Regions from separate parts of the Homo sapiens genome. Here region 1 is linked to region 2. A link is a loop called in an ENCODE intact Hi-C map of the cell type or tissue named here. Cell type or tissue: heart left ventricle. All regions are shown on one strand. Links, peaks and the distances in the headings refer to the core of each region. The heading gives the core; the rest is flanking DNA. Region 1 has its middle 7.5 kb from the start of MIR12117. Region 2 has its middle 15 kb from the start of SPINK4.

Region 1 (5,377 bases), core at 183-5,182, 120 kb before region 2:
TATTTAAAAATAGTGAAAATAGACTGGGCGCAATGGCTTACGGCTATAATCCCAGCACTTTGGGAAGCTAAGGCAGGTGGATCACTTGAGCCCAGGAGTTCGAGACCAGCCTGAGCAACATGGTGAAAGCCTGTCTCCACAGAAAATAGAAAAAAATAGCCAGGCATGGTTGCATGTGCCTGTAGTTCCAGGTACTCAGGAGGCTGAAGTGGGAGAATCACTTGGGCCTGGGAGGCGGAGGTTGCGGTGAGCCGAGATCATGCCACTGTACTCCCCGCTGGACGACAGAGCAAGACTCTGTCTCAAAAAATAAAAAAGAGTAAAAATATATACAATACCTGGGAAAAAATAATAAAAATGTATAAGATCCCTGTGAAGAAATGCAAGAAGACCTAAACCAAAAGAGGATTCTATCTTGTTTATACGTTGAAGGTTTGATGTTTTAAAGATATCAGGTCTCTTATAGTGATCCATAAACTTACCAGCATTTCAATCAATATCTCAAAAAGTGGGGTGATTATGGTGGGGTTTTTTGGTGGCTCTTGAGAGGCTGATTGTAAAGTTCTTATGGAAATGCAAGAGCCAAGACACTCAATAAAAAAAGAACAAGTTTCAGTAAAAAGGTACAGTATGGTAGTGGGACAACGATAGATAAATAAAGCCATGAACTAGAATAGAGTCCAGGGACAGACCCTCACAGGAAAGGACAGTTGCTTTATGACCAAGGTGGCATTGAAGTACAGTGGAGAAAGGACAACAGCTTTTCAATAAACAGTACTGGGATAATTGTGGATGTCCACAAAAAAGCAATTTGCCTACAGTTCCCCAGTGACTATGTGGTGAAGCCAAGTCTTTATTATTTTTTTATTTGTCTTGAGATAGAGTCCACGCCTGGCTAATTTTTGTATTTTTAGGACAGACAGGGTTTCAACAAGTTGGCCACGCTGGTCTCGAACTCCTGACCTCAGGTGATCTGCCTGCCTCGGCCTCCCAAAATGCTGGAATTACAGGCATGAGCCATCATGCCCGGCCTGAAGCCAAGTCTTTAAACCCAAACGTATCTGGCTCTAAAGTCCATACTCTTTACATTTGGCCAACCACCATGTCACGTCCCAAAGCTGTGGTGAGCAACAGGCCTCCCAAGCTATGGAGGTGCTCTGTGACCCAGTAAATGTTGTGAATACCTGCAGAGGAGATAATTACTGCCTTCCAGGTTGGCAGGGTCTCCTTGGCCCATAGCCCTAAAGCTCCTACTGGGTTCCCCTCCTCTCTGGTAAAGTACAGCTGGCACCTGACCACCAAGTCCCTTTGAAAAAGAGTGGCCCTCTGGTTGACTCTGGCAAGGGGGACTTCAGCAGGGGGCTGGCCTTACAGCCAAGGTACTCAGGACTGAATACCCCCAGGGCGCTGTGAGAGGCTGATGCTCTGAGGTTCCCTTGGGGTCAGCCTCAGGCCAGAATTTGGTCACCAGAACTAGGTCACCAGAGACTCTTGGGACAAGTTTTGTGTTTTACTTTTTAAGCTGAACTTTGTGTTTTTGTGGCTTTGGTTCAGGGGTAGAACCCAGCTGAAGAAGGAAAAGCAGTAGAGCCTTCCAGGAAAACACGCAGAGGAGGCCTAGTTCCCTTTGGCCTCTTGGCCATGCCCTGGGGGATCCCTCGGAACTACCAGGGACTGCCCTTCCTCCATTCCTCCCTTCCCTAGTTTCCTGGATTGACAAAGTAGACCTTTGTTTCTGGCTTTGAGACCTTGAGGGAGGATAAGAGTCCTGTCTTTAGCACCCTAGCAGTAACTATAATCAGGCTGAAGAGTTTTCTTAGAAATACAAAATGGCAGCTTGGAAAGGCCCTCGTAGCCTCCTGACCCCGTTTCCAGATGGGGAGTAGAGAGATGATCTTGTTACAGGAAAAGGATCCCAATCTAGACCCCAAGAAAGGGTTCTTGGATCTTGTGCAAGAAAGAACTTGGGGCAAGTCCATGGAGTAAAACGAAAGCAAGTTTATTAAGAAAGCAGAAGAATAAAAGAATGGCTACTCCACTGGCAGAACAGCGGAGTGGGCTGCTTGACTGAGTATACTTATAGTTATTTCTTGATTATATGCTAAACAAGAGGTGAATTATTCGTGAGTTTTCTGGGAAAGGGGTGGGGATTTCCCCCAGAACTGATGGTTCCTCCCCTTTTTAGACCGTATAGGGTAACTTCCAGACATTGCCATGGCATTTTTAAACTGTCGTGGCACTGATGGGAATGGGAGTGTCTTTTAGCATGCGAATGCATTATAATTAGCATATAGTGAGTGGTAAGGACACCAGAGGTCACTTTCATCACCATCTTGGTTTTGGTGGGTTTTGGTTGGCTTCTTTACAGCATCCTGTTTTATCAGCAGGGTCTTTGTGACCTGTATCTTTTTTTTTTTTTTTTTGAGACGGAGTTTCACTCTTGTTGCCCAGGCTGGAGTGCAATGGTGTGATCTCGGCTCACTGCAACCTCCACCTCCCAGGTTCAAGCGATTCTCCTGTCTCAGCCTCCCGAGTAGCTGGTATTACAGGCGCCTACCACCATGCCTAATTTTTGTATTTTTAGTAGAGATGGCATTTCGCCATGTTGGCCAGACCGGTCTCAAACTCCTAACCTCCAGTGATCCACCCGCCTCGGCCTCCCAGAGTGCTGGGATTACAAGTGTGAGCCACCACGCCCGGTCTGTGACCTGTATCCTATGCCAACCTTCAGTCTCATCCTGTGACTAAGAATGCCTAACCTTCTGGGAATGCAGCCCAGTAGGTTTCAGCCTTATTTCACCCAGCCCCAGTTCAAGATGGAGTTGCTCTGGTTCAAACGCCTTTGACATTCTGGCCTTGGTCACCCAGGGGTCAACCCTAGACTCCCATTACAGCACTTCCTCAGTTCCCTCAACTAATTGCACTCCCTCAAATTGAGGCATTCCCAGCAGTATGCTAGGATGTGTACTGACATCAGGGTTGGAGAGGGGCCAGGGAAAGGCCTGGCAGGCCTTGTCTCCCACAAAGAAAACCCTTGGAACAGTCTCCCGGAGGTTGTGGGCAGTGAACCTGCACGACAGGGTAGACCCAAGACAGGAAGAGTGCCCATGGATCCTGGGAGCCAGCAGGGCCAAGATCTGCCAGCCAAATTCACAGAGGCCACCAAGCCCAGCGCCCTTGAGACACACACAGCATCTGAGTCAGACACAGAGCATTCCAAGCTGGTAGGAATGGCCCAAGCTGACATATGAGATGTCATGCCCAACAGACAAATTGTTCATGGGGAAGATTTCTCCTGTCCTCAGCATGCAATTCTTCTCTCCCCATTCCATAGTCTCATTGTCACTAGGTCAGTGTCTATCCAGAGCAAACCACATGGAACACAAATCATTGAGGCTTGGAGTTGATGAAGTTAAACCCAACAGCCTGCTTTTTAGCAGTCTTGATTCAGCTTGTCATCAAAACAAACCACAGCCCCTGGCTTTGCTTAGGAAAATGCCTTTGGCTGAGAACTTACAGGGGGGTCTTGGAATAGTGTGGCAATTGCTCTCCCTTGGGAAGAGGGTGTACAGTCGGGGAGGAAAGGTGCCCAGAAGAGAAAGGGAGAACTAAGCAGGCATCTAGGCCTTATTGGGGAATCCTAGGTCTCCACCTGGACTTCTGGGTCCCCGCAGTCTTCAGACAGACACTGTGCTGAGCCCTCCTGAGCACCAGGTGTTGGCCCAGGCAGGGCAGGTCCAGGAGGATTAAGAAGCTGTGTTGTCCATGAAGCAGGAACTGGTTGTTGCTGCCCAGAGTGATGCCTCAGAGGCAGAAAACCCCATGTCTTCAGGTCCACTTGCATCCCCAGCCCTCAGGAGTCTCCCTTCTTCCCTCTTCCCCACGCCTCAGGCCTCCTTGCATCCTCATGGATTGTTTCAGTGTTAACCATTCCTGTACATCTCCCAGACCGTGGTGACACCAATGCAATGCCCCTGGTATACGGAACTGTCGCTGTCAAGTTTACTAGGTTCCTAAGTCCTCTAAAACAGTAAAGGGAAAACAAAACAAAACACAAACAATCTCATCCCAAAGGTGCTCTTGGCTCCAGCCCTGGATCCAGGCTGTACTTCTCTCGGCAGTGCTGCTGAGGCCACAGCTTCCCTGGCTGGGGCAAGGAACCTCACAGCCTCCATCGCCCTGCTCCCACACTGTGTGGATGAGGAGCTGGGTCATGGTCCAGTGGCCAGAGCCCTAGCCTGGGACTCAGGAGGTCTGTGTCAGACCCAAACTCTGTGTGACCTTGTGCAAGTCATGTGAGCTCCCTGAGCCTAAGTTTCCCATGCTGGAATTATTGTAAGGAGCAACACACGGTACGTGGGAAAGCGCCGAGTGTGCTCATGGAGGGTGAACACGGGTGAGGGGTTCACGAGTCCACCTGCACCCTCCCTGCCCCACAGGCCCGCCTTGGAGGAAGGTGGGAACTAAGAGCTGGGCCATGGAGCTGGCCTTTCTCCTGTGCTTCTGTCATCAGGGGAGACCAAAGTCACTGTGGCCACCGCAACAGGACACAGGGAGCACTCCAAAGGCCCCGGCGACGTTTGATTGTCCAGCATTCCACATCTGTCCCAGAAATGAGTTTCCAACAGCTCCAGGCTCAGGTCTGTGTCAAAATCCAGATGTCAGGGCCTCCCTCTGCAACAGGGCTCCTAGATTCTGGAGTCAAAGATCTACTAGAAAAGGGGTCCCCCTTGTCGAGCTCTGATCAGGCACAAGAGGCGAATCTCGCCCCTCCAGAGCCAAGACAGTGTTCCTCTCCTACCGCATTCTTTCCATTCTTTAGTGTCTTGAGGCTTGACAGTTCAATTGCCCTCACAAAAGAGTGGCAAGAAATGTTGTAACTATTTTTCTAAACCTGAGAGAATTGCCAGAAGCCCCCCCAGCCTGTGTTGAGCTCCCATTCTGCCTTCTCAGACCTTCCTACAGCCATGCCATTTCCCACCACCTGTGAACAGAGTTCAGGCCTCCACCATTCCCCCAGGGGAGGAACCCTGCATCACCCTTCCAAGACTGGGGGACTTATGGGGAATGCAACTCCTCCCAGAAGACAACCCAGCATGTCCTCTCAACAGGGCCAACATTCTGAACAAAGGCCTCAGCCCAGGGTGGGGCGGGGACGCTTAGAACAGGGGCCTGGCCCCAGGCTATGTAGAGAAGGAAAATCATCTTCAATTTTTTGCTCATGCATCTGCTCCCAGAAACAATTACAGAGTAATTTCTGCACTAAATTATTCATACATTTCCCTGCCTCATATGGAAAGACCATTCTGTAGTTTCCTTTGTTTCCTTAGGCCTCTTTCCAATCGATAAATATAGATCCACTTCATCATTCTCAATG
Region 2 (5,377 bases), core at 294-5,293:
ATTCAGAGGGATGTTAACAGATATTTGTTAAATGTGGTGGGGGAAGTGGGAAGCTTTTGTAATCACTTAATCCAAGAAATGCTGGATGAAAAATAGACTCCTGAAAAGCTTCTCACAGCCTTTAATAAACTAGTGGTCAGTGCCAGTGTCCCAGAGAGAGATCCAGTGAGCAGCATTTCGCTCACTTCGTTGACCATAGAGAATACCTCTTGAGAAGCACCTTGCGGGGCTAGGATGCCGAGGAACAGAGGTGAGGGGCACAGTGAGCACTCTAGTGTTCACTCGAGTCTTGGAGATAATTAAGTTACAAAGGTCTAGAGAATTAATAGACACTTGATGAGGGGAGAGGGATGTCAGAACTGAAAAGCAGAGGAGGATGTTTCTTTCACAGACTGAGTCGTCCCACTTTGGAGTTTTGTTTTGTTTTGTTTTGGGGGTTTTTTGTTTGTTTGTTTTTGAGATTTTGTTTTGTTTGGGGGGTGGTGGTTGTTCGTTTGTTTGTTTTTAAGATGGAGTCTCGCTCTGTCACCCAGGCTGGAGTGCAATGACACGATCTCGGCTCACTGCAACCTCCGCCTCCCGGGTTCAAGCAATTCTCCTGCCTCAGCCTCCCAAGTAGCCCGCCACCACGCCCGGCTAATTTGTGTTTTTAGTAGAGACGGGGTTTCACCGTGTTGGCCAGGCTGGTCTCAAACTCTCAACCTCTGGTGATCTGCCTGCCTCGGCTTCCCAAAGTGCTGGGATTACAGGTATGAGCCACCACGCCCCACTTCTTTGGAGTTCTTATCACACTGCTGTGGGGCTCTCTCTGCTCTTCTGGGTTCCTCTGGGAGGGGAGCACAGGAGAAATTCTGACTCTGTCTTCCTCCTCTGACCTCTGCAGTGGCTGAGAGGGGGAGGTTAGGAAACCTAGAGAGAAGCGAACATGGAAGCCTGTTGATGCTCAGTCTGCTAAAAGACAAAGGACTCCAGAAAGTATCTGGAGATAAAGTGTCTCCAGGAGGAGCTTTATTCCAGCTAGAAAGCAGGGGAGGATGTTTTTTTAAAGGGCCATGTAATACAAGTCTATAGCCGAGATTGGGATTGAAATGAACTGATTAAAAGAAAGGAAACATCTAGAAAAAGACCCCAGTGAATCCCAGACTTCATTTATCTTAAAACAGTCATTCTCAGCTGGAGTGAATTTTGGTCTCCCATTGGACATTTGACAAGGTCTGGGGACATTTTTGGTTGTCACAACTGAAAAGAGGTGCTACTGGCATCTAGTGGGTAGTAGCCAGAGATGCTGCCAAACCTCCTACAAGGCACAGGGCAGCCCCTTACAACAAAGAATTATTAGGTCCCAAATGTCAGTAGTGTCACCATTGAGAAACTTTGCCTTAAAAGTTGTTTTTAAATATCAGCTTTAATTTACAATTTACAATGGTGCACAAATTCAGTTGCTATACCACAAAAAAATTGAGAGAAATTTATTCAGTATAAAAAAATCCAGATTAACAATTTGGTCACCTCCTTTGAGAATGAAAAAAAAAAAAAAAAGGACATCCAAATCTTAGTCAGCAATACTATTTTGTAAATTTAAAACACATCTCAAACAACACTTGCTATTTTGCAAAGAGAGAAGTAAAAGGATTCACAGCAAATATTCCCTTTAATTTAAAAGTTTAGGACATTGCTTAAATATACTTAATAACTTTTAGCATGAAGATTTTGAAGGAAATTTTTTATGATGCATCTTTTTATTTGTAAAAATTGTAAAAATTTATGGGGTACATGTGAAATCTCGTTACATATATATATAATGCATAGTGATCAAGTCAAGGTATTTAGGCTGTCCATCACCCAAGTACAGTACATTTTTGTTTAACTATAGTCACCCTACTCTGCTATCAAGCAATGAATGTATTCCTTCTATCTAACTGTTTGTACACTTTAACCCACTTCTCTTCATCCTTCCCCATCTCTTCCATTCATTCTTCTCAGTCTCTGTTCTCCGTATTTCCTCTCTTTACCTCAATGTAATCACATTTTTTTTGGCTCCCACATATGTGAGAACATGCTACGTTTGTCTTTTTGGGACTGGCTTATTTCACCCAAGATAATGACCAATTCTGGAGGAAATGTATTAAGTAGAAGGGGATAAAATGCTACAAATAAATAAATATTATGAGTAGGGATGGGGAGGATCCCACTACTGGCTATATAATTAAAGAGATTCTCACACAACTCCATAAAGAGACATGTAAGAGGATTTTTTTTTTTTTTTGAGACAAAGTTTCGCTCTTGTTGCCCAGGCTGAAGTGCAATGGTGCGATCTCGGCTCACCGCAACCTCCACCTCGTGGGTTCAAGCGATTCTCCTGCCTCAACCTCCCAAGTAGCTGAGATTATAGGTATGCACCACCATGCCCGGCTAATTTTGTGTTTTTAGTAGAGACAGGGTTTCTCCATGTTGGTCAGGCTGGTCTCGAACTCCCGACCTCAGGTGATTCACCCGCCTCGGCCTTCCAAAGTCTGGGGGGGGTGGATTATAGGCGTGAACTACTGTGCCTGGCCATAAGAGGATATTTTATCACCAAGTTATTTGTGATGGCTGGAGAGCTGGATGCAATGAGGCATTCATCATTGGGGAAATGAATGTAAGTAAAATGTGACATAAGCACACTACAGAATATTCTACCACAGTAACAAGCAATGAATTAGATACACACAAAAGGTCAAGAAATCTTTAAAACATGGTTCTGTCCAGTTGCAGTGGCTCAAGCCTGTAATCCCAACACTTTGGGAGGCTGAGACAGAAGGGTTGCTTGAGCCCAGGAGTATGAAACCAGCCTGAGCAAGATGGTGAGACCCTGTCTCTACAAAAAACAAATAAACAAGAGCAAAAAACGCCAAAACTCCACAATGCTGAATGGGGGAAAAAAGAAGAAAGGAACAGAAGGAGGCCTCCAGCACAATATTATTTTTTGAAATGAAAAATACCCACAAAACAATGCCACATGCTTTTGAGAACACTTGCAAATAGAATGATTTATGAGTCTTAGTCACTGCATAAACTTTACAGTTGAACTCTTGGAAATTACGCATCAGTGCCACCTGGTGGTAGCACTTCAAATTTGTGGCATAATTCAGTTTTGTTTTTAACAAGATAACATTTACATACAATGAAATGCACAGATCTTCATTTGATGATTTTTCGACAACTGTATACCCCAGTGTAATCCCTACTCTAAATAATATATACGGTATTTCCACTGCCCCAGAAGGTTCCCTCCTACTCTCCCCATGCCCTACCCTGAAAGCAACAACTGATCCGCCTCTGTCACCACAATTAGCTTCCCCTGTTGTAGAACTTACATATGTGGAATTATACAGAATTATACAGTGCATACTCTTTTGTGTTTGCCTTCTTTCAGGAATCATAATGTTTTAGCGATTCAGTCATGTTGTAGCACGTATCAATAGTTAATTCACTTTTATTGCCAGGTGGTATTCTATTGCATAGCTGTATTCCAGTTGGTCTATCTGTGCACCAACTGACTGACATTTGGATCATTTCCACTTATTGCCTAATACAAATAAAGCTTCTATGAATATTTACGAATAAGGCTTTGTGTAGACATATGCTTTTTATTTACTGTGGATGGAATTGCAAGGTCATAGCATGGATAGATGTGTAATTTTTTTAATTGCGAAAAACAATTCTCCAAATAAGTTGTATCATTTTACACATCCACCAACAATGTATTTGTATCAGCAATAAAAAGATGAACAACCCAGCTTATCTAAATAGGCAAAAAGTCGTGAATCAACATTCGGAGATATATAAGTAGCTATATAGTACAGGAAAAAGTGCCCACCATTATTAGTTTTCAGGAAAATGCAAGCTAAAACCACAATGAGATATCACTTTACACTCACTAGAATGTTAAAATGTTGAGAATGTGGAGAAATTGGAGGCAATTGGAAATCACACACACACACACACACACACACACACACACACACACCCCAGCTCTCTCAGGTCACCAGCTCAATTCCTTCACAAAAGAAGGATTCAGCTTGTGACTTGCACATTTCTGCATAGGCTACTGTTGGTCAAGCCTGGAAAGTTAAAAAGGCGGAAAGACAAATCTGCTGCTGTGCATTGGTGGCGTGGAGCCACAGGAGTGCCAGAGGCGTATACTGGGGCAGGCTCTTATACCTGTTTTTTACTGCAGTTCTTCATTCAGTAGGGAAAGCTTTCATAGGGGTCTATTAGTAGAGGTTGGCCCTGACCCTTCTAAGGAGAATAAGAGTGTCCTGAAGTCAAAATGAATGAAAGCCAGGTGAAGAGATGGGCAGGTTTCCATGGGCCCCGCATTGCCTGGAGCTGCCCAGAACATGGGGCTGGCTGTAGCTTCACCACCCAACTTCTCTCTTCCCTCTTCCTCTTTCTGTTTCTCCTCACCTCTCTCTTCCTCCTTTTCATAACGGCATCATGTATTAAGTTTTGTTATGAGCCAGGCGTTTAATTTTTTTTTTTTTGGAGACAGAGTCTTACTCTGTCACCGAGGCTAGAGCGCGGTGACGCAATCTCAGCTCACTGCAACCTCCCCTTCCGGAGTTCAAGCGATTCTCCTGCCTCAGCCTCCTGAGTAGCTGGGATTACAGGCACCCGCCACCATGCCAGGCTAATGTTTTTTTGTATTTTTAGTAGAGACGAGGTTTCACCATGTTGGCTAGGCTGGTTTCGAACTCCTGACCTCAAGTGATATGCCCGCCTTGGCCTCCCAAAGTGCTAAGATTACAGGTGTGAGCCACCGCACCCAGCCCTAATATATACTTTTTAATACAACACTTCAAGGTAGGCGTTATTATTGTTGTTGTTGTCATTTTTGAGACAGGGTCTCACTCTGTAGGCCAGGCAGAAGTGCAGTGGTGCTAACTGCAGCCTCCACCTCCAGGCTCAATCGATCCTCCCACCTCAGCCACCCAAATACCTGGGACTAGAGGCGTGTGCTACCATGCCTGGCTAATTTTACAATTTTTTGTCAAGACGAGATCTCGCTATATTGCCCAGGCTGATCACAAACTCCTGGGATCGAGCAATCCTCTCACTTCAGCCTCCCAAAAATGCTGGGATTATAGGCATGAGCCACGGCACCCTCACCCCATGAGGGAATGTGGGCTCTCCGGTTAAGGAATTTGCTTGAGGTCACAGAACTTGTGGATTCACACCCCATGGCTGCAGTCACAAATTACCACAAACGCAGAGGCTTCAAACAACATCAATGCATTCTGTTCCACTCGGGGGTCAGAGTCAGAAATGGGGCACAGGCTTGCTCTCCCTCTGGGGGCCCTACGGGAGAAAACGTCCCTTGCCCTTGCCAGCTTCT

Evidence for each region. A loop is a pair of places that touch in the nucleus more often than their neighbours do. Peaks named below come from ENCODE experiments on the same cell type or tissue, not always from the same donor. Only the 100,000 strongest peaks of a DNase experiment are listed, where the experiment ranks them.
Region 1: a loop joins it to region 2, with 3 times the contacts of the local background. A loop is called at or near these places in 6 of 110 quality-filtered maps.

The regions. Positions count from the first base shown.
Region 1 is chr9:33,098,515-33,103,891 of GRCh38, forward strand. No RefSeq gene overlaps it. Among named protein-coding and RNA genes, the nearest start is that of MIR12117, 7.5 kb to the right of the region's middle. In heart left ventricle, for the core only: no CTCF peak of the experiment used is centred there; a DNase peak (open chromatin) is centred at 3,028; H3K27ac peaks cover 402 bases.
Region 2 is chr9:33,222,698-33,228,074 of GRCh38, forward strand. No RefSeq gene overlaps it. Among named protein-coding and RNA genes, the nearest start is that of SPINK4, 15 kb to the right of the region's middle. RefSeq lists an enhancer at 4,399-4,568. In heart left ventricle, for the core only: CTCF peaks have their summits at 1,266 (motif pointing left) and 3,099 (motif pointing left); a DNase peak (open chromatin) is centred at 4,574; H3K27ac peaks cover 180 bases.